3 separate regions of the Mus musculus genome follow, and regions 1 and 2 are each linked to region 3. The links are chromatin loops, found by intact Hi-C in ENCODE. Cell type or tissue: heart. All regions are shown on one strand. Region 1 holds the start of A530064D06Rik (RIKEN cDNA A530064D06 gene). Region 2 holds the start of 9830107B12Rik (RIKEN cDNA 9830107B12 gene). Region 3 holds the start of B430306N03Rik (RIKEN cDNA B430306N03 gene).

Region 1 (8,000 bases), 150 kb before region 3:
GAAGCCCTACTCCATGCAAGTACTTGAGCTGGTACTGAAAGAAAGATGAATTTTCAAGACCTGTAAGTCATATAAAGTACTCAGAAATTGCTGGTTGTTTGTGAGCCTAGAGGCCGCCTGGGGCTGAGAACAAAGAAGAACAAACCCTGGCATGCTCGTCGTTAAAGCATTCCTGGGAACAGCTTGACCATAAAGATAAAGAGGAATGTGCGGACATAACAGGGCAATCTGAACTGAGTCAACAACCATCTGTCCCGGTAACTCCCTCTGCCCATTGCCCTTTGATGCAGTTTAAAGTCATAAATTAACCAGATACTCTGCTGGCATTGATAAACATCCAACTCACAGAACCCTGACACCCTGTCCTGCACGCATTCTTTTGCTGACATGTAATCTTTCTGCTGATGTTTGAATAAGACAATAGTGTGTTGTTATGCTGAATTCCCCAACCCTAAGCCATTTACCCCATAAAACCCCCTAGCTTTTGAGCATCGGGGTCGAATCCACTATGTCCTGCGTGAGATACGTTTCAACTCGGAGCTCCGCCATTAAACGGCCTCGTGTGTTTGCAGCAAGAAGGATTCTCATGTTTCTTTGGGTGCACTCTCTCTCCCGAGACCCCCTTTTGGGGACCCCAAAAGGGGGTCTTACAGTACCAAGCAAGAGAATGGAAGAGGAAGAAATACTATGTCTCCCCCCCAAGCCTGGAAAAGGAGTCCACACTCACAGAGAAATGAATGCCATGAGCACACCACATCTATTTCACGAGGAATATGTTTTTCTTGGTGCTGAGGATGGAACCAGAGCTTTGTACATCCTTAGCCCATGCTCTGAGCCACCTACTCAGCCTAGAGCCACACACTAAACCCAAGATGGCCACCCTGCAGTAATGCCACCCCATTTCCACACTGTGGATCACATGCACAATATTTTAAAAATATTTTTTGAGATTTTATTTATTCTTATTTATGTATATATGTGTTTGCCTAATATATTTGGGCACTGTGTAGGTGAAATGTCTGCCCATGAAGGCCAGAAGAGGGTGTAGGTACTGGAATTATAGATAATTGTGATATACTGTGTGGGGGCTGGGAATCAAACCCAGGTCTTCTGGAAGCACAGCTAGAGTCTTAACCACTGAGTCATCTCTCCAGCCCTGGAAATTCTGATATTTAGAAGACAGCTTGTATATGTAATAGTATGCAGAGTCATACAAATGCTCAAAAAATCTCTCATAGAAAATTTGTTGGGATGAAAGATTTAAAAAATTAGCCTGGCAGAAGTGGCAGAGGCAGGTGGGTCTCTGTAAGTTCAAGGCCAGCCTGGGCTACAGAATGAGTTTCAGGACATCCCAGGCTACACAGAAAAGTTTTGTCTTGAAAAACAACAAAAGATAATTTTAAGATGAAAACAGCTAAGAGCAGGCAAATCACTGTGGGCTTATGACTTTTCTGATGGATGGAAACATGTGTATATTGAAATTATTATTCTGAGGAGTGGGGAGCAATGTTTAAGGATAGTTTTGTATGTGTGTATGTGTGTGTGTGTGTATGGATGAATGTATTTTATATAGAGTTGCTCTCTCTATATATATCTGGCTGTCTTGAAGCTGACACTAGGCTGGCCTCAAGCTCACAGAGATCCTCATGGATATTCTCTTCCTGCCCTGCCACAAGTCCCCAAGTGCTGGGATAAAAGGTGTGTGTGCACACATGCCCTGCTGAAGGATAATCTTAGCAGAGAAAAGGATGTTATGTGTGTAATTAGAACAGGTACCAGGCTAAGGTGTGTATCAATAAAGACACTCCACGTGACTATGGGTGGGACCAGATTGGATCAATGGGAACAATAAAGACTTTTATCACTGATGACACAACATTTAAATGGAAAAATATTCTAAGATATAACAACATTCATTAGTAACTACAAAAGGGAATGTGCGCGCTAAGGTGGTGGCCCTTCACTTGGTCCGCTGCTGCCATTTGGATCTGAGTTGATCACAAAAGTGACACTGTTAGTAAGTGACACAGAGGATAACGTTGAGATCAGTCAGAGGCTTGGGCCTTTGGGGAATCCATCATATCATCTATCTATTTCTGTTCTTATGTCTATCATCCAACCATCCACTCTTTAATTCATCCCGCCATTCAGTCATCGTGTATCTGTCCAGTCACCCATGCATACAAATATATATTTATGCACACATTCAACCATTCACCCATTCACCATCCACCGTGTATCCATCCCCAACGGGGATGTAACCTAGCCTGTTCCCCCCTCTTCATTTTTCTCAATGTCATGACCATGGAGGGTACAGCTTAGCTGTATGCTGCTACCACAATACATTGTCTCACCACAGATCCAAAAGCCATGCAGTGAAACCTCTAGAACTCAGAGACAAAGAATGCCTGTCCTCTTTTAAACCTATTGTCTCAGGCATTTGGTACAAAAATGAAGAGGTGACAGACATAAGCATAGGTTAAGAATCTCCTGAAAAATCTGATTTTATCATGTATGGTAACCAGGGTCTCAGGCTAGTTTGATCCCTAGCACTGCAAACAAAGCATGCTGAGTCCAGCATCATTTCCATAACTTGAAGTTCCTTTATTCTATGGCAGTGTGCTCCTTCAGTCTATGGTAGGATGCTATTTCAGTCTATGGTAGGGTGCTCCTTCAGTCTATAGTAGGGTGCTCCTTCAGTCTATATTATGGTGCTCCTTCAGTCTATGGGAGGGTCCTCTAACCAGCGTTGAAATCAAATGAAACAAAAATTAAGTAAAGTCAAAAAGAATGAATGATCAATACTAGATGGTCATAGTATAATACCTGTGGAGTCAAGTGATAGCCACCTCTAGCTCTGGTCTTCTAGTATCCCAATAGTATCCCTGGGAACTGTTGGGCCCCAGGGGTTCCTGGCTCACCCAATGATACATAGTCTAGTCTACTTGACATGAGAATTCATCCTGCTTCTGTGTTGGCAGGATTAATAGTGTTCATCAAAAATTGGTATTTCCATCCTCCTCCTACTCTGATGTGCAAGAAAACATGGAAGGTGAGCTGGGGAACACAGGAGCCACCTACACATCCAGCCACCCCCTCCCTCTCGGGAAATTCCCATATAGAGTATTGACTCATGTCTGATCCTGCTCCACCCACCCCACATCCTCATCCCCACATCCTTTCAACACAAGGATGAAAAAATATAGGATGTATAAACCAGGAGCCATGAAAACATACCTGTCAGCATCTGTCCCATTTATGATGATGACTCTAGGATCAGGAGAGGAAACAACAGTGGTGGGCTGGGGTAGAGATCGGGTTGTAGTTGTGTCACTGGGTGAGTGTTTTGTGGTAATAAGGGTAGGAAGCTTAGTTAGCCTTGTAGCAGGAATGATGTCAGGAGTGGACACAACTGAAGAACCTGCAAGAAGACACGGGAGGTGGATAGATGAATGGGTGGAGAGATAATGGATGGGTGGGCAGATGGGTTGGTGGGTGGATGCATAGATGGAGAGATAGATTTATGGATTGATGGACAGATGGACAGATGAGTAGGTGAAGAGAAATGGAGCTGAGGAAAATGAAAGCAGCCATCCAAGAAGCAAGTTTTTTTTTTTTTTTAATCTAAAACCAAAGAAATAGTGTAAAGTTATCCTGAGTCAGAAGCAGTAAAAAAGGAATGGAAGGAGAAAAAGAGAAACAGTGGAAAGAGGCGTGAGGAGAGACTTCTTGAGCTGTTTGAGTTGTGAGAATTCTTTTGCCTGCTGCTGATCACTCTCAAACCTGCCCCATCCTCTCCCTGACACCGTTCTCGCTACCTCTGTAAGTCACATCACTCTCAAGCTGTCCTTTACTGGATATTGTGACTGAGATCCATCTTGGCTTTGGCACACATATTCTTTGTTCTCAGGAGGCCTGTTCCTTCCCTCTCTGCCATCCCTGACACATCCACTGTTACTCCCTGGGGATATAGAGCCCAGCGAGGCAGCAACTCCTCCTCAGAGAATTCAGAAATTCACAGTGGGGACTTGTTAGTGCATGATCCCTACAGAAATGAGCCTAGAGACTTGTTCCTCATAAGCAAGTGTCACTTCAGGTCTACTGAGGCAGGGTCTGCATTTGACATAAGGTCTTCATATGGTTCCTGCCTACAGCAAGACCTAAGATACATAGTTTAGTATGGGAGGGGCCCCGATGGCATCTTGAGAAGAGGAGGGTAGATTGCAAGAGGCTTCCTAAGAATGTAACTTCTAAGCAGACATTTGGGAAATGAAACCCAGCTATCTTCCAAGTCTACTGTTCACCCTTTACTGACCCATGCTACCCAAGGGTATCCATGTATAGGAGCTCCCAATGACTCCTGGCCTGCAATGGACCTGTGATGAAGATTCTGGGAGAAAGCCAGGCTGCTAGAATCTCTGTCTTCCAATGCATCCTTACCTGACCTAGCTCTTTCTACACACCCACAGCTTGTACTTTGTAAGCCTGAAAGAATGGCTGAGCTATGTAAGAATTGTTTTTCTTCAGAGCTCGGATACATTTGTTCCTTGTTTTGTTTTTTAATTGTAAGAGCCACATGATATATGGTTCAGGGAACTCAAACTCTGTAAATGATCCCTATGTGTGCACACGCAAATTGTCATGTGAATGTGGATACACACATGCGAGAGTGTACATGAATGTAGAGGCTAGATTTCAACCTCAGGTGTCATTCTTCAAGATACCTTACTTTTTGAGTCAGAGTCTTACCTTTCTCTTGAAATTTGTTGATTCAGCTAGGCTGGCTGGCCAGTGTGGTCCCAAGGAAGTATTATTGGTGTAGGCCACCACTACATGCTTTTTAATGCTTACTATTGAGGGTAGAACTCACATATTCATGGCAGACTTTGTACCAGCAGTGAGGGTAGAACTCACATGTTCATGGCAGACTGCATCAGCCGAGATGTCTCTCCAGCCCTACCTTTACTACCTTTGAATGCGCCACACACTTTTGATACCTATCTTAGTTAGGGCTGCCATTGCTGTGAAGACACCATGACCATGACAACTCTTACAAAGGAAAACAATTAACTGGGGCAGGCTTACAGTTCAGAGGTTTAGTCCAGGATCATTATGGAGGGAATCACAGGGGTGTGCGGGCAGACATGGTGCTGGAGAAAAAGCTAAGAGTTCTACATCTGGATCCAAAGGCTGCAGCAAGAGAGAGCTATCCTAGAGCTCTCTAGCATCTGAAACCTCAAAGTCCACCTTCAGTGGCTTCAACCTCCTCCAACAAGGCCACACCTACTTCAACAAGGCCACACCTCCTACAGGTGCCATTCCATAGGAACCTATGAGGACCATTTTCCTTCAAACCACCATAATACCTAATGTCTCTCCTGCATGGAATGGACCTGGGGTCCATACATGGATGGGGCTGACCTTCAGGTACCCCCACTTAACCAACTGTCTAGGCAGCATGGAGAGGGCTATGTTGAAGCTCTGAGTATCATAGACAAATGCAAGGAGCCTGGCATCTCTGTAGTTTTCAGAATGAGCTATGAAGGGGTCTGGGGACCAGTGGAGGTCCCAGGACTGTCATCCCAAAGCTCACAGGTTCTGAATTATTAATAGCACATCCAAATGAGAAGTCTTCCTCACTGTCACTCAGGGACTGCCTCCATCTACTCCGAGGTCTCTGTGTGCTGGAGCCCACCAACCCTGCAGCAGGTTCTGATGTAATTACAGCCAGGGACAGTCAGGAATGGAAGGCTGTGAATGCTTGAGGGAACTTTAAGATTCTTCCAGATTAATGGTGTAGGAGGGATAGCTCAGCAGATGAAGACCTTTGCTGCCAAGCCTGATGAACTAAATTCAGCCAAAGAACATTTGCATGTCCACCATCGCATGAGCATGCGTACACATACAATTCTAATGGCACATTGCTGTCAGCAACAACAGTGTTCAGAAAAACTGGCTCTTACCAGTTTCTCCCGAGACACTAGCAAGCCTGGGTCCTAGCATCCACAGCAACCTTAACAAGCTTGTGGCCTTGGGGGAGGAGGGTCTTTCATTGTACCTCAGTTTTCAGCTACTAGAGCAGGCATTGTCAAACTTCCTAATGCTGTGGACCTTTAATAATAAGTTCTTCATGTTGTTGTGAACCTCAATGATAAAAAGATCTCATTGCTGCTTCATAGTTGTAATTTTGCTAATATTATGAATCATAATGCAAATATGTGATATGAGACCTCTGTAGGGCTCTTGACCCACAGGTTGAGAACATCTCTACTAGAGGAAGCTGTTTCTTGAGTCCTCTTCAACTCTGGAGCCTTGAGACCCAGGAAGGCTGAGAGCCACATGGAAGGGGAAGCTCACCTTTTGACACCACCAGGTGGATATTTCTGAGATAAACTGACGTGTTATTTGCAACAATCCCACAGTGATAGATGCCCGAGTCACTCATCTTGAGCTTAGTCATGGTGACAGTGAAGAAGTTGAAGCGAGAAGACTGCTGGATGAGGAATCTTGGCTTCTCGGCACTTTTGCTGACGAAGGGGTAACACAAGTTGTCTATTTGCTTACACCAGATCTTCTCGCTGGAGTGGTAGAGCGAATCATACCAGCATGTCACAGAAACAGTCTCACCCTCCTGTGTTCGAAGTAACTCCGGGTTCTGTGTCCAGGAGCCTGGGAATAAATGTTTCATGTCAGAGAGCCCCCATCCTCTGCAGCAGCAGGAGGAGATGGGTTCCCTTCTCAGGGAGAGACCCTCTGTGTGTCTATGCTCAGAACTTTTTGAAGGCAGCGGCTGGCCACAGCCCCCCATGTACTCTGCCCTCACAAGCACAGAGCCCCATTGTGCACACCTCCTGCCCCCTGCCCTCTCTTCAACCTGGTTTCTTCCCTCTGTCCTTGTCCCTGTCCTCACCTGAGGCCAGGAGCAGCAGCAGCACTGGGGAGAGCAGGTATGTGGGCTCCCAGGCCATCACTGAGTCCTCCTGAGCTGTGATGTTGAGCAAGAAAGGAGGGGAGCTCTGAAGAGAGGAGAGCAACCCTGGGCAGGATTCAGGAGCCACCACAGCCAGTTCTGCAGGAGCTCCCGAGGAAGGCAGAGACCTCTGTGGATGAGAGAGAAGCTGGGCAAGGTCTGTGCAGTCCTGTGGATCCTCCAGCTACAGCCTTGCTCTGAACTAGATGAAAGCTCTCAGAGACTCTGATCTCCTGCCTCACAAGGCCAGGCCTGAGGAGAGCTGAGAACGCCCAGGAGGAAAGTGAAGTAAGAGAATTCTCATTTCTCCTCCCTGGCCAGTTCCACCACTTCCTCTTTAGCTTAAAGTCTCTGTTCTCCACCCAAGATGCACTCACAGAAGGCAGGTGACAGAGTCAGAGGCCCTTTGGAGACCTGGCTAGAACTCTAAGCCCTGCTTGCCCTCAGGTCAGACCCTTCCTACCAGCCCACCTGTCACATGTGGAGCAGAGGCCATGAGAGGAAAGGAGATGGGCATTTATTCTCAGGAATGGAGGAGCAAGGGAGTGGGCAGGAGCCTGGTCAGGGTGGGGGATGGGAAAGCTGGGCATGAAGGAAGACTTCAGAATGGGGGAAGGGAAAGGGGAGCCCCAGGCCCTATGTTACCCCACACATCCAGTTTCCCCAACATGCCACATTCACTGCTAAGAATTAGATGAATTCATTAAACATTTTAAAAATAGTTGTCACAGGACAGCGAGATGCTTCAGCAGGTAAGGACACTTGCTACCCAGACTGAGAACCATGACCCACAGGCTAAAATGTGAGACTCAATTCCCAACAGCAGTGTGCTCGATTCCACACAGAAAAAAAAAAAACTTAAAGTAAATAAATATGCATGTCAGTGCATGCGCTATGAAATATCAATAGCTACAGGCTGTTCCCAGTTATCAGATAAGTAAGGAGAAAACCAGGCATGATGGTGCCTGACTATCATCCTAGAACTTAGGAGGCAGAGGCAGGAGGATGGAGAGGTCATGTTTATCCTTGG
Region 2 (8,000 bases), 170 kb before region 3:
CAGAGATCCTCATAAATATCCTCTTCCTGCCCTGCCGCAAGTGCAAGGATAAAAGGTATGTATGCACACATGCCCTGCTGAAGGATAATCTTAGCAGAGAAAAGGATGTTATGTGTGTAATTAGAACAGGTACCAGGCAAAGGTGTATATGCATAAAGACACTCCACATGGCTCTGGGTGGGGCCAGATTGGATCAATGGGAACAGTAAAGACTTTTATCACTGTTGGCACAACATTTAAATGGAAGAATCTTCTAAGATATAACAACATTCATTAGTAACTACAAAAGGGGATGTGTGTGCTAAGGTGGTGGCCCTTCACTTGGCCTTCTGCTGCTGTTTGGATCTGAGTTGGTCACAAAAGTGACATTGTTAGGAGGTGACAGAGAGGATAAGGTTGGGATCAGTCAGAGTCTTAGGCCTTGGGGAATCCATCAATTCATCTATCTACTTCTGTTCTTATGTCTATCATCCAACCATCCACTCTTTAATTCATCCCGCCATTCAGTCATCATGTATCTGTCCAGTCACCCATGCATACAAATATATATTCATGCACACATTCAACCATTCACCCGTTCACCATCGGTCCTGTATCCATCCCCTAAGGGGATGTAACCTAGCCTGTTCCCCTCCTCTTCATTTTTCTCAATGTCATGACCATGGAGGGTACAGCTTAGCCGTATGCTGTCACCACAATACACTGTCTTACCAGAGTTCCAAAAGCCACACACTGAAACCTCTAAAACTCGGAGACAAAGAATGCCTATCCTCTTTTAAACCTATTGTCTCGGGCATTTGATACAAAGATGGAAAGGTGACAGATGTAGGCATGTGTTAAGAATCTCCTGAGAAATCTGATTTTATTATGTATGGTAATCAGGGTCTCAGGCTAGTTTGACCCCTAGCACTGCAAACAAAACATGCTGAGTCCAGCATCATTTCCATAACTTGACATTCCTTTATTCTATGGTAGTGTGCTGCTTCAGTCTATGGTAGGGTGCAATTTCAGTCTATGGTAGGGTGCTCCGTCAGTCTATAGTAGGGTGCTCCTTCAGTCTATAATATGGTGCTTCTTCAGTCTATAGGAGGGTTCTCCCACCAGCATTGAAATCAAATGAAACAAAAAATTAAGTAAAATCAAATAGAATGAATGATCAATACTAGATGGTCATAGTATAATACCTGTGGAGTCAAGTGATAGCCTCCTCTAGCTCTGGTCTTCTAGCATCCCAATATTATCCCTGGGAACTGTTGGTCCCAGGGGTTCCAGGCTCACCCAATGATACATAGTCTAGTCTACTTGACATGAGAATTCGTCCTGCTTCTGTGTTGCCAGGATTAACAGTGTCCATCAAAAATTGCCATTTCCATCCTCCTCCTACTCTGATGTGCAAGAAAACATGGAAGGTGGGCTGGGAACACAGGAGCCACCTACGCATCCAGCCACCCCCTCCCTCTCTGGAAATTCCCATACAGACTGAGAGTTGACTCATGTCAGATCCTGCTCCACCCACCCCACATCCTCATCCCCACGTCCTCTAAACACAAGGACGAAGAAAGGAAGGATGTCTAAACCAGGAACCAAGAAAACATACCTGTCAGCATCTGCCACATTTATGACGGTGACTCCAAGATCAGGAGAGGAAACAATAGCAGTGGGCTGGGGTAGGGATCGGGTTGTAATTGTGTCACTGGGTGAGTGTTTTGCGGTAATAAGAATGGGATGCTCAGTCAGGCTTGTAGTAGGAATGATGTCATATGTGAACACATCTGAAGAACATGCAAGAAGACAAGGGAGGTGGATAGATGAATGGGTGGATAGATAATGGATGGGTGTGCATATGGGTTGGTGGGTGGGTGCATAGATGGAGGGATAGATGAATGGATTGATGGACAGATGGACAGATGAGTAGGTGAAGAGAGATGGAGCTGAGGAAAATGAAAGCAGCCATCCAGGAAGCAAGTTTTTCTTTTGCTAAAATTCAAAGAAATAGTGTAAAGTTATCCTGAGTCAGAAGCAGTAAAAAAGGAATGGAAGGAGAAAATTGGAGGAATGGAAGGAGAAAAGAAGAGACTTCTTGAGCTGTTTGAGTTGTGAGAATTCTTTTGCCTGCTGCTGATCACTCTCAACCTGCCCCATCCTCTCCCTGAAACCGTTCTCGCTACCTCTGTAAGTCACGTCACTCTCAAGCTGTCCTTTACTGGATATTGTGACTGAGATCCATCTTGTCTTTGGCACACACACTCCTTGTTCTCAGGAGGCCTGTTCCTTCCCTCCCTGCCATCCCTGACACATCCACTGTTACTCCCTGGGGATGTAGAGCCCTGCAAGGCAGCAACTCCTCCTCAGAGAATTCAGAAATTCACAGTGGGGACTTGTTAGTGCATGATCCCTACTTAAATGAGCCTAGAGACTTGTTCCTCATAAGCAAGTGTCACTTCAGGTCTACTGAGGCAGGGTCTGCATTTGACATAAGGTCTTCATATGGTTCCTGCCTACAGCAAGACCTATGATACATAGTTTAGAAGCATGTGCGAGGGGCACTAATGGCATCTTGAGAGGAGGAGGGTAGATTGCAAGAGGCTTCCTAAGAATGTAACTTCTAAGCAGACATTTGGGAAATGAAACCCAGCTATCTTCCAAGTCTACTGTTCGTTCACCCTTTACTGAACCATGTACCCAAGGGAATCCATTTATAGGAGCTCACACTTAGTACTGGCCTGCAATGGACCTGTGAAGATTCTGGGAGAAAGCCAGGCTGCTAGAATCTCTGTCTTCCAATGTATCCTTACCTGATCTAGCTCTTTCTACACACCCACAGCTTGTACTCTGTAAGCCTGAAAGGATTGGTGAGCTATGTAAGAATTGGTTTTCTTCAGAGCTCGGATAGACTTGTGTCTTGTCTTGTTTTTCAATTGTAAGAGCCACATGATATATGGCTCATGGAACTCAAACTCTGTAAATTATCCCTATGTGTGCACACACAAATTGTCACGTGAGTGTGGATATACACATGCGAGGGTGTACATGCATGTAGAGGCTAGATATCAACCTCAGGTGTCATCCTTCAAGGTACCTTACTTTTTGAGTCAGAGTCCCATCTTTCTCTTGGAATTTGCTGAATCAGCTAGGCTGGCCGGCCAGTGTCGCCCCAAGGATGTATTATTAGTGTAGGCCACCACTACTGGCTTTTTAACGTTAGTACTGCGGGTAGAACTCACATGTTGATGGCAGACTCTGTACTAGCTGAGCTGTCTCTCCAGCCATACCTAGACTACATGTGACTGTGCCACACACTTTTGATACTTATCTTAGTTAGGGCTTCCATTGCTGTGAAGAGACCGTGACCATGACAACTCTTACAAAGAAAACAATTAACCAGCCATGGCTTACAGTTCAAAGGTATAGTCCAGGATCATCATGGAGGGAATCACAGACGTGTGCGGGCAGACATGGTGATGGAGAAAAAGCTAAGAGTTCTACATCTGGATCCAAAGGCCGCAGGAAGAGGGAACCTATCTTAGAGCTGTTTAGCACCTGAAACCTCAAAGTCCACCTTCAGTTACTTCAACCTCCTCCAAGAAGGCCACACCTACTCCAACAAGGCCACACCTACCTCAACAAGGCCACACCTCCTACAAGTGCCATTCCTTCGAAGCCTATGGGGACCACTTTCTTTCTTCTTTTTTAATTGTGGGAAATTATTATTTTTATTTTTAAAAGATTCATTTATTATTATATCTAAGTACACTGTAGCTATCTTCAGATGCACCAGAAGAGGGCGTCCGATCTCATTGAAAGAGCAGACAGTGCTCTTTAACCACTGAGCCATCTTGCCAGCCTGGGGACCACTTTCATTCAAACCACCATAATACCTGTACTGGCTAGTTTTGTGTCAACTTGACACAGCTGGAGTTATCAAGAGAAAGGAGCTTCAGTTGAGGAAATGACTCCATGAGATACAACTGTAAGACATTTTCTCAATTAGTGATCAAGGGTGAATGGCCACTTGTGGGTGGGACCATCTCTGGGCTGTTAGTCTTGGGTTCTATAAGAGAGCAGGCTGAGTAAGCCAGGGGAAGCAAGCCAGTAAGGAACATCCCTCCATGGCCTCGGCATCAGCTCCTGCTGTCTGACCTCCTTGAGTTCCAGTCCTGACTTCCTTGGTGATGAACAGCAGTATGGAAGTGTAAGCCGAATAAACCCTTTCCTCCCCAACTTGCTTCTTGGTCATGATGTTTGTGCAGGAATAGAAACCCTGACTAAGACAATACCTAATGTCTCTCCTGCATGGAATGGACCTGGGCTCCAAGCTTGGATGGGGCTGACCTTCAAGTACCCACTTAACCAACTGTCTAGACAGCATGGAGAGGGCTCTGTTGAAGCTCTGAGCATCACAGACAAATGCAAGGATCCTGGCATCTCTGCAGTTTTCAGAATGAGCTATGACGGGGTCTGGGGACCAGTGGAGGTTCCAGGACTGCCATTGCAAAGCTCACAAGTTCTTGATTATTAATAGTAGATCCAGGATGAGGGTCACATCTCTGACCCCTGAGTCTTCCTCACTGTCACTCAGGGATTGCCTCCATCTACTCTGAGGTCTCTGTGTGCTGAAGCCCACCTGTCCTGGAGAGGGTTCTGATGTAATTACAGGCAAGGGACAGTCAGGAATGGAAGGCTGTGAATGCTTGAGGGAACTTTAAGATTCTTCCAGATTAATGGTGTAGGAGGGATAGCTCAGCAGATGAAGACTCTCACTGCCAAGCCTGATGAACTAAATTCAGACAAAAGAACATTTGCATGTCCACCATAGCCTGAGCATGTGCACACATACAATTATAATGGCAGATTCCTGTCAGCAACAACAGCAAAACTATTCAGATAAACTGGCTCTTACCAGTTTCTCCCAGACACTAGCAAGCCTGGGTCCTAGGGTCTGCTGCAACCTTAACAAGCCTGTGGCCTTGTACCTCAGTTTTCAGCTACTAGAGCAGGCATTCTCAAACTTCCTAATGCTGTGGACCTTTAATAATAAGTTCTTCATGTTGTTGTGATCCTCAATGATAAAGAGATGTCATTGCTGCTTCATAATTGTAATTTTGCTACTATTATGAATCATAATGCAAATATGTGATATGAGACCCCTGTAGGGCTCTTGACCCACAGGTTGAGAATGTCTCTACTAGAGGAAGCTGTTTCTTGAGTCCTCTTCAACTCTGGAGCCTTGCGACCCAGGAAGGCTGAGAGCCACATGGAAGGGGAAGCTCACCTTTTGACACCACCAGTTGGATACCTCTGAGATAAGTTATCCTGGTATTTGCAGCGATCCCACAGTGATAGATGCCCGAGTCACTCATCCTGAGCTTACTCATGGTGACAGTGAAGAAGTTGAACTTAGAAGACTGTAGGATGGAGAATCTTGGCTTCTCGGCACCTTTGCTGACCAAGGGGTAACACAAGTTGTCTATTTGCTTACACCAGATCTTCTCATCAGAGTTGTAGAGTGGATCATACATGCATGTCACAGAAACAGTCTTGCCCTCCAGTACTCGAAGTAACTCTGGGTTCTGTGTCCAGGAGCCTGGGAATAAATGCTTCCTGTCAGAGAGCCCCCATCCTCTGCAGCAGCAGGAGAAGATGGGTTCCCTTCTCAGGGAGAGACCCTCTGTGTGTCTATGCTCAGAACTTGTTGCAGGCAGCAGCTGGCCACAGCCCCCCATGTGCTCTGCCCTCCCAAGCACTGAGCCCCATTGTGCATACCTCCTGCCCCCTGCCCTGTCCTCAACCTGCTTCCTTCCCTCTGTCCTTGTCCCCTGTCCTCACCTGAGGCCAGGAGCAGCAGCAGCACTGGGGAGAGCAGGTATGTGGGCTCCCAGGCCATCACAGAATCCTCCTGAGCTGAGATGGGGAGCAAGAAAGGAGTGGAGCTCTGAGAGAGGAGAGCAACCCTGGGCAGGATTCAGGAGCCACCACAGCCAGTCCTGCAGGAGCTGCTAAGGAAGGCAGAGACCTCTGTGGATGAGAGAGAAGCTGGGCAAGGTCTGTAAGGTCCTGTGGATCCTCCAGCTACAGGCTTCGAGTCTAGGCCCCTGCTCTGAACTAGATAAAGTCTCTCAGAGACTCTGATCTCCTGACGCACAAGGCCAGGCCTGAGGAGGGCTGAGAAGGCCTAGGAGGAAAGTGAAGTAAGAGAATGCTCATTTCTCAATTCACCCACTTCTTCTTTAGCTTAAAGTCTCTGTTCTCCACCCAAGATGCACTCACGGAAGGTAGGTGACAGAGTCAGAGGCCTTATGGAGACCTGGCTAGAACTCTAAGCCCTGCTTGCCCTCAGGATAGACCCTTCCTACCAGCCTACCTGTCACATGTGGAACAGAGGCCATGAGAGGAAAGGAGATGGGCATTTATTCCTAGGAATGGAGTAGCAAGGGAGTGGCCAGGAGCCTGGTCACGGTGGGGGCTGGGAAAGCTGGGCATGAAGTAAGACTTCAGAATGGGGGAAGGGAAAGGGGAGCCCCAGGCCCTATGGTTACCCAACACACCTAGCTTCCCAACATGCCACACTTACTGCTAAGAATTTGATGTATTCGTTAAACATTTTAAAAATAGTTGTCACAGAACAGTGAGATGCTTCAGCAGGTAAGGACGCGTGCTACCCAGACTGAGAACCTGAGTTTGAGCCCTGTGACCCACAGGCTAAAAGGGGAGACCTAATTCCCAACAGCTGTGTGCTTGATTCCACACAGAAATAAAACTTAAAGTAAATAAATATGCATGTCAGTGCATGCGCTATGAAATATCAATAGCTACAGGCTCTTCCCAGTTATCAGATAAGTAAGGAGAAAACCAGGCATGATGGTGCCTGACTATCATCCTAGAACTTAGGAGGCAGAGGCAGAGGCAGGAGGATGGAGAGGTAAAGTTTATGCATGGCTACATAGCAAGTTCGGTAAGGGCTACATGAGGCCCTGTCTAAAAATAAACAAATAAATAAAAATAAAATGTAAAAGCCTGTAATAATGGGGAACCTTTAACAGGCAATGCAGTGCTTCACGTAGGATGCCAGGGGGCAAGGGCTGATGCAGATGTGCACAGGACTTGTGGAAGGCTCTGGGGAAGAACGGGACAGAGGAATGAGAGTGGTGCAGGCACTGGGGAAGTGCAGGTCACCTTGGGAGGAGGCCTGAGAAGTGGGAAAGCCTTTGATCAAGTTGGCAAAGGGATTCCAAGCCTTTAGATACCAGTTCAATCAGCCAGTGGCAAGACAGGGTGTCTAGGTGGGAGTTGGGCCTTGGCAGAGTGACATTCTGCAGCTGAAGGGCTAGCTAGGTGACTCCTCACCACTCCCAGCCTGGAACAGGAAGTCCGAGGATGCTGAGGGCAGACGTGCAGCATCCTTCCCAGTGAACAGAGCAAGGCAAGCCTTCTGCAGCCACTGTGTAAACTCTATGGGAGAGTGCACAACTGTGGCCACAGGGCTACTTACTCTGCTCCCTGCACATAAAACAACAAGCCCTGCGAGGGGTGGTCAGTCCCTACAGCCTTTAACTCAGGAGACTGTTGCCTCTCCAAGGCTGGCAGCTTCCCTGGCCTGTCTGGTACCCTAGCTGGTTATGCCCTTCCAAGACCTAACTATACATTGCTTATGGCTCTGCTGGAGCTCAAGAAAGAAAGGCAAGAAGAGGAATGAGCCTGGGCTGGGGTTTGAGAAAAGTAAGCCACGCAGGCTGCAGGAGCTGAGGAAATGGTTTCTACAGCACTCCTCTGTTTCCAGTGTCCCTTCCACTTGGGGCAGGATTAGAGGGAAAATCTCTCATGCATTGCTGGCTCATAGAACCCCACCCCTGTGTGAACAAACATGAGTGGGTGGGTATCATTTTCACACTCTCCTATCTAACTTCTCCTTCTCGGGAGACTTTCATGCACCCATCACTGGGGCCAGTCCCTTGCCTCCTCTGTCCACATAGCTCCTATAGCACGCAGCCTTGCCAAGGTCC
Region 3 (8,000 bases):
AGGTATACACATAAACACATATAAACTATTGCAGATACACACATATACACATATAAACCATTACAGGTACACATGTATACACATATAAACTATTACAGGTACATGCATATACACATAAATTTAAAAAAAAAATCTTCCAAAACAATAACAACAAAAACCAGCCACCAAGAGCAGTCTATGGAGGAAAAGGTTCATTTGGTTTATGCTTGCAGTCTACAGCCCATCACTGAAGGAAGTCAGGACAGGAGCTAAAGCAGGGACTGGAGCAGAGACCATGGAGAAACGCTGTCTGCTGGCTTAGCTTGCTTAGCTAGCTTTCTCGTACATCTCAGGGCCACTTGCCCAGGGAATGGTGTCACCCACAGTGGACTGGAGCCTCCCATATCAACTAAAAACTGAGACAATCCCTCAGAGACATGTCCCAGGTCAGTTTGATCAGGGTAATCCCTCAATTGAGACTCTCCTCAGGGGACTCTAGGCTGTGTCAAGTGGACAGTTAAAGGTACCTGTCAACTTCCTTGCTCTCCTCTCCTGCTTCTGTCCTCACCACAGGGATGCTGGGGTTCTGTGATGATGGCTGGATTTTCAGTTGCTGTGATAAAACACCAGTGTTGGGAGCCAGGTGATCCAAGGCTCTCCCCACAGTTCTAATGTATGGAGAAGGAAGGTAGTCCCTTATCTAACACCAGGAATACCCCTGGCAAAGTCAGTAGTAACCCGGGGCCAGGGCCTTGGGGAAACTGTGGGTTTTATCAAATGACCTTTGGACCCAACTCCTCCCCACAAGGAGCTGTGGTTATTAGACCCAATGCCACTATAAAATCTGTCTGTGATACACTTGATACCCTGTATCTTAGGCAATGTTGTTTGATTAGCTTCCTGCTGACTGGATCCTATTGTACAACAGCTTTCCACTGACTGTCCCATTTCCCCTCGGCAAGCCACATAAAAACTGCTATTCTTGTAAATAAATTTGCTTGGCATAAGCCATCAGCGTCTGCAAGGCCTCCTGGTCCCGGTTTTCCTACCTTCTTTATTTGTATCATTCCCGATCTACCCTATCAGGAAACTGCACAGAAACCCTCTGGTCCAGGTCACACCATGACCAAGGCAACTTATGAAAGGAAGAACTTATTTGGGCTCACTGTCCCTAAAGAGATGAAACTCCACTGACAGAGAAGCATGGCAGCATGCAGCAGGCTGGAGCAGGAAGCTGCAAGCTCACATTTTGGTCCACAAGCAAGAAGCAGAGAGAGAAGGAGCACACAGTAGGGTAAGAACTTAGCTCTCAAAGCCAACCCCATGTGGCATAGGTCCTCCAGCAAGGTTCCTCCTAAACTGTCCCAACAGCTCTCCCAGCTGGGTACAAAGTGTTCAGAGGCCTGAGACGATGGGGAACATCTCACTCAAACCATTGCAGTCGCCTCTTCAGTGCCATCTCCTTGTGAATAGTTAACATGCAATGGTACTGAGGTCAAGGCCTGAGTTAAAATCCCCAGTGTAGCCCTTCACATCAGTGTGACTATAATGAGTCACTGTCCCTCTCTGATACTGTGTCCCCTTCTGGACAGGAAGAGGGAGAGAAGCCCTGGATACCACCTTCTAGGACAAGGCCATGTGCATGTCAGTTGCATGAGCACAGCCCAACATCTAGAGAGGCAGAGCAGGCAGGGAAGGGAAGCCAGCCAGCTCTGGCCTCAGTCTGACAGCGACTGAGGAAGAGAAGGCACAGAGCAGTTGCTTACACATTAGACCCTCACACAGGGTCAGATGCTGTGTTCCAGGAGGCAGGACAAGCTTGAGTGCTTCAGAGAGAGGAGCCTTGGAGATGCTGCAAGCTCAGGATGGTCAGGTGGTTTCATGGGGGAGATTTCTCTGTGTAGTTCAGAGCATGGGCTGTTGTCAGGAGGTAGGTAATGCCTGCAGGAGGTTATAGAGATGTGGGTACAGACACTGCACAGTCTGGACCTTGGCAAGGCTGCCTGCTATAGGAGCTATGTGGACAGAGGAGGCCAGGGACTGGCCCCAGTGATGGGTGCATGAAAGTCTTCAGAGAAGAAGTTAGATAGGAGAGTGTGAAAATGATACCCACCCACTCATGTGTATTCACACAGGGGTGGGGTTCTGTGAGCCAGCAATGCATGAGAGATGTTCTCTCTAATCCTGCCCCAAGTGGTAGGTATCCCATCCCGCGGGATTCAGTTATTCGTGGGTGCGAGGGGGACCGCAAACCTGGAAGGAGATGGGAGGAAAAGAAAGAAGAGCAGGAGACCAGGAAGGGTACCTAGTGAGGTCTCGTTTATTACGCTGAGGTGCCTTCTTTTTAAAGCATACATCGCGGGGAATATGGGAGGGGTCGAGGGAGAATTATACAAAGAACAAAGAAATGGGCAACTGCTGACATGGGGGCCGAAGTCAGGAGCCAAGCAGCGGGCACTCTGGATCTTATCTCTGGAACATCGATCCTCCTTGACAGCCTTGGGGGTCAGGCTGGGCTCAGGCATAACTCATGTCCTTGGATGGCATGAGAACTCAGGAAGAAATAGGGAAGAGGGGACTATAATTCAGCTTTTACAGCCTCAGGTGCCAAGAAAGGAACAGGGAGGAAAGGGGGGTGATAACCAGCTCTTAGTACAAGGCCATTTGACCTGTTAGGGAGATTGTGAAGGGCTCACTTTCTCACGGGATGGTCTCCAACAGGTAGAAACACTGAAAACAGAGGAGTGCTGAAGTAACCTATTTCCTCAGCTCCTGCAGCCTGCATGGCTTCTCTTTTTTCAAACCCCAGCCCAGTCTCCTTGCTCTTCTTGCCTTTCTTTCTTGAGATCTAGCAGAGCCAGAAGCAATGTAGACTTAGGTTTGGGAGGGGCATAACCAGCTAGGGTACCAGACAGGCCAGCGATGCTGCCTGCCTCGCAACAGTCTCATGAGCTAAAGGCTGTAGGGACTGACCACCCCTCACAGGGCTGGTTGTCTTACATGCAAGGAGCAGGTGAAATAACCCTGCGGCCACAGTTGTGCACTCTCCCATAGAGTTTACACAGTGGCTGCAGAAGGCTTGCCTTGCTCTGTTCACTGGGAAGGATGCTGCAGGTCTGCCCTCAGCATCCTCGGACTTCCTGCTTCATGTTGGGAGTGGTGAGGAGTCACCTAGCTAGCCCTTCAGCTGCAGAATGTCAACCTGCCAAGGCCCAACTCACCCCTAGACACCTTGTCTTGCCACTGGCTGATTGATTCTGGTATCTAAAGGCTTGGCATCCCTTTGCCAACTTGATTAAAGACTTTCCCACTTCTCAGGCCTCCTCCCAGGGTGACCTGCACTTCCCCAGTGCCTGCACAACGCTCATTCCTCTGTCCCGTTCTTCCGCAGAGCCTTTCACAAGTCCTGTGCCCATCGGCTTCAGCCCTTGCTCCCTGGCATCCTACCTGAAACCCTGCATTTCCATTTAAAGGTTCCCCACTATTACAGGTTTTTACATTTTATTTTTATTTATTTGTTTATTTGAGACAGGGCCTCTGTTGTGCTCACCTTGTCCGGCAAGGAAAAACACAACACGGTCGGATTCCTCTCAACAGCTTTATTGCAGGAACGCCTCAATGCTAAGGGAACCCCGGGAACCCAGGGAGGACTGCTTATATACACCCCAGCACTGGGGAGGGCTATGTGTCCTCCTGGGATTGGTCAGTCTGCCGGCACTTTAATTTGCATGCACCCGCTTGGGAGGGGTTGGCGCCAGATTCGGGCTAGCGCCTGCGCAGTAGTGTTGTTTATGGTGAGGGTGTACCGGAGACCGGCGCCATCTTTTAGGGTTAGGCCGGCTGCCTACAGGCCTCATGTAGCCCTGATTGAACTTGCTACGTAGCCAAGGATAAACATGACCTCTCCATCCTCCTGCCTCTGCCTCCTAAGTTCTAGGATGATAGTCAGGCACCATCATGCCTGGTTTTCTCCTTACTTATCTGATAACTGGGAACAGCCTGTAGCTATTGATATTTCATAGTGCATGCACTGACATGCATATTTATTTACTTTAAGTTTTTTTTTTTCTGTGTGGAATCGAGCACACTGCTGTTGGGAATTGAGTCTCACATTTTAGCCTGTGGGTCATGGTTCTCAGTCTGGGTAGCACGTGTCCTTACCTGCTGAAGCATCTCACTGTCCTGTGACAACTATTTTTAAAATGTTTAATGAATACATCAAATTCTTAGCAGTGAATGTGGCATGTTGGGAAACTGGGTGTGTGGGGTAACATAGGGCCTGGGGCTCCCCTTTCCCTTCCCCCATTCTGAAGTCTTCCTTCATGCCCAGCTTTCCCATCCCCCACCCTGACCAGGCTCCTGCCCACTCCCTTGCTCCTCCATTCCTGAGAATAAATGCCCATCTCCTTTCCTCTCATGGCCTCTGCTCCACATGTGACAGGTGGGCTGGTAGGAGGGTCTAACCTGAGGGCAAGCAGGGCTTAGAGTTCTAGCCAGGTCTCCAAAGGGCCTCTGACTCTGTCACCTGCCTTCTGTGGGTGCATCTTGGGTGGAGAACAGAGACTTTAAGCTAAAGAGGAAGTGGCGGAACTGGCCGGGGAGGAGAAATGAGAATTCTCTTACTTCACTTTCCTCCTGGGTGTTCTCAGCTCTCCTCAGGCCTGGCCTTGTGAGGCAGGAGATCAGAGTCTCTGAGAGCTTTCATCTAGTTCAGAGCAGGGCTGTAGCTGGAGGATCCACAGGACTGCACAGGCCTTGCCCAGCTTCTCTCTCATCCACAGAGGTCTCTGCCTTCCTTAGCAGCTCCTGCAGAACTGGCTGTGGTGGCTCCTGAATCCTGCCCAGGGTTGCTCTTCTCTCTTCAGAGCGCCCCTCCTTTCTTGCTCAACATCACAGCTCAGGAGGACTCAGTGATGGCCTGGGAGCCCACATACCTGCTCTCCCCAGTGCTGCTGCTGCTCCTGGCCTCAGGTGAGGACAGGGACAAGGACAGAGGGAAAAAACCAGGTTGAAGAGAGGGCAGGGGACAGGAGGTGTGCACAATGGGGCTCTGTGCTTGTGAGGGCAGAGTACATGGGGGGCTGTGGCCAGCCGCTGCCTGCAACAAGTTCTGAGCATAGACACACAGAGGGTCTCTCTCTCCCTGAGAAGGGAACCCATCTCCTCCTGCTGCTGCAGAGGATGGGGGCTCTCTGACATGAAACATTTATTCCCAGGCTCCTGGACACAGAAACCAGAGTTACTTCGAGCACAGGAGGGTGAGACTGTTTCTTTGACATGCTGGTATGATTCGCTCTACCACTCCGATGAGAAGATCTGGTGTAAGCAAATAGACAACTTGTGTTACCTCTTCGTCAGCAAAAGTGCCGAGAAGCCAAGATTCCTCATCCAGCAGTCTTCTCGCTTCAACTTCTTCACTGTCACCATGACTAAGCTCAAGATGAGTGACTCGGGCATCTATCACTGTGGGATCGCTGTAAATACCAGGATAATTTATCTCAGAAGTATTCACCTGGTGGTGTCAAAAGGTGAGCTTCCCCTTCCATGTGGCTCTCGGCCTTCCTGAGTTGCAAGGCTCCAGAGTTGGAGAGGACTCAAGAAACAGCTTCCTCTAGTAGAGACGTTCTCAACCTGTGGGTCAAGAGCCCTACAGGGGTCTCATATCAGATATTTACATTATGATTCATAATAGTTACAAAATTACAGTTACAGAGTAGCAACAAAATACTTTTGTGATTAGGGGTCACCTCAGCATGAGGAACTGTCTTAGTGTCACAGCATTAGGAAGACTGAAAAATCACTGCTCTAGTTGCTGAAAACTGGCGTAGAGAAGAATGGCCCCTCCCCTAAGGCCACCAGCCGCTTAAAGCCAGTGGCCAGCTGAACCCCAAGCTTGCTGGCCTCTGGCTGGTTCTTACTGGTTTCTCTGAACACTTTTGCCTCGTTGCTGCTAACAGAAATCTATTTCTTTGGCTGGATCTCAGAGTTCCCCCATGCATTCACAGCCTTCCATTCCTGAACACCCGTTGCCTGTAATCCCATCAGAAACCCTCTCTCCAGGGGCGGTGGAGAGATCTCATAGCCAGTGGGCAGGGCACTGAGAGATGTGGACTCAGAGGAGACAGGTAGAAAGTGAGGCCGACTTGAGGCTTCGTCGGGGAGGCTGGCAGATGTGAGTTCTCTTCGGGGCTCTGCCCTTGACAAGCGAGAGCTCTTGAGCTCTCAGACAGTGGTCCAGAGTACTGCTGCTGATCTTGAGTCTTCCGTGTATTTCATGCTGAAGACTGCAGTGGCTTGGGACTTTCATCTGCATTCATACATGATGTCCATATGTTCGCAATCCCAGTCCCAGGGCTTTCCTGCTGCAGTAGCACATGCCCCGCACTTTTGCTCAGTGGGTGCCTGGAGGCTGTTTTTCTGAAAGTTTTGGCCCAGGCACATCTCATGCCGTGGAGGCAGTAGGTGCTGACCTTCCTACATCTTCAAACACAGTGGGCACAGGACTGGGGAGACGATCCAGACAATAAAATGCTTGCCACGTGTAGAGATTAATTTTAGTTGCCAAAGTGTCAGAACCTAGAATGATCAGGGAGACAAGTCTCTCAGCACCGCTGTGAAAGATTATCTCGGCTTGAGGTGGGAAGACCCATCTTAAAAATGGGTAGCACCATTCCCTAAGCTTGGGGTATGGGATGCAATAAAAAAAAAAAAAAAAAAGAGGATGTGAGCTGAGCGCATCCATTGCTCTCTGCTCCTTGACACTGGATACACCTGCAGCCAGCTGCTTCAAGCTCCCCGTAGCCTTGACTTCCGTCGCCTTGCTGTGATGGGCTGGACTCTGAACTATGTACTCTTTCTCTCAGTGTCGCTCTGGACAGGGTGTCTTATCACAGTGATGCAACAAGTATCCAAGAAACTACACAAGTCTGAGGACCCTAGTTCAATTCCCCAAAGGTACATTAAAGGATAGGTTGGTCACAGAGCTTTGTGCTTGTAACCCCAGCGCTGGAGAGGTGGAGACAGGAGGAACCTTGAGGCTCACTGGCAAGGTCCAGGCTAGTGAGAAACCCAGTCTCAAAAATTAAATAAAATAAAAGTGAAGTGGATTACACCTGAGTCAAGATGGCTAAAAATATCTTTTAACCTCTGCAGGCAGGTGTACACATGCAAACATACAAACAATACAGATACATGTGTATAAAGACACATTTTACAAAAGAACACTGGGGGCTAGTCAGATGGCTCAGTGGTTAAGGGTGCATGCTGCTCTGACAGAGTACCGGTGTTTGGTTCCTAGGATCCTCATCTGGTAGCTCACTAAAGCTGGTAACTCCAGCTCCAGGACATCTAGTCTCCATGGTGACTGCACTCACCTGCACATATCACCCCTGCCACATACACAGAACTGAAAATACTAAAAATCATGAGATGAAAGAACACAGGAAACAGAAGATGTCACTTACAGTAACTCCTGCCCCATTCACAACACAGCATTGGTTTTCTGTGCAGGGAGAGTAGATGGTGCTATTCTGAGTCCTTGTTTGCTGGCCCCAGGGTTCCTTCTCTTCCAGGGCTGGAGGGTGGGGGGTTGGGGAGGTGAGAAGACAGATGCTGAACTCACTGTGGTCTCTTACAGCTTCATCCACAACCACCTGGAGGACAACAACCCTGGCCTCTACCCACAGCCCCGTCACTAACAGGTACTGCAGGCTCCCTGGCCTGTCCCCCATCTTGGGCTTCCTCCCATTCTCCTAACTATAGTTCTCCAAGTAACTGTCACTCTGATAGATACCAACTCTCACAGGATGGACGGAGTCAGATAGTCACTTCTGACCATTTTATATAGGCTCAGTTTTCTCATCTGTGAAATGAAATTACAATGATATTTCCATATTTGTATCTATCTATCTACCTATCTATCTATCTATCTATCTATCTATCTATCTATCTATCTATCTATCTATCCATCCATCCATCCATCCATCCATCCATCCATCCATCTATCTATCTATCTATCTATC

The links. Peaks named below come from ENCODE experiments on the same cell type or tissue, not always from the same donor. Only the 100,000 strongest peaks of a DNase experiment are listed, where the experiment ranks them.
Region 1: it touches region 3 in a loop (4-fold over the local background); 2 of 42 quality-filtered maps call a loop at or near these places.
Region 2: it touches region 3 in a loop (2.1-fold over the local background); 5 of 42 quality-filtered maps call a loop at or near these places.

Annotation. Positions count from the first base shown.
Region 1 is chr17:48,160,021-48,168,020 of GRCm38, forward strand. It overlaps A530064D06Rik (RIKEN cDNA A530064D06 gene), which reads right to left and starts at 7,237. Exons shown (of 4, transcript NM_178796.6): 1 at 6,911-7,237; 2 at 6,358-6,669; 3 at 3,238-3,421. The coding sequence starts at 6,968. In heart, no CTCF peak of the experiment used is centred here; no DNase peak of the experiment used is centred here.
Region 2 is chr17:48,140,125-48,148,124 of GRCm38, forward strand. 9830107B12Rik (RIKEN cDNA 9830107B12 gene) reads right to left here and starts at 6,183. Exons shown (of 4, transcript NM_001177896.1): 1 at 5,827-6,183; 2 at 5,273-5,584. The coding sequence starts at 5,884. In heart, no CTCF peak of the experiment used is centred here; no DNase peak of the experiment used is centred here; H3K27me3 peaks cover 985 bases.
Region 3 is chr17:48,311,536-48,319,535 of GRCm38, forward strand. It overlaps Treml2 (triggering receptor expressed on myeloid cells-like 2), which reads left to right. Exons shown (of 5, transcript NM_001033405.2): 5 at 1-999. It overlaps B430306N03Rik (RIKEN cDNA B430306N03 gene), which reads left to right and starts at 4,627. Exons shown (of 6, transcript NM_177083.4): 1 at 4,627-4,950; 2 at 5,196-5,507; 3 at 7,616-7,679. The coding sequence starts at 4,893. In heart, no CTCF peak of the experiment used is centred here; no DNase peak of the experiment used is centred here.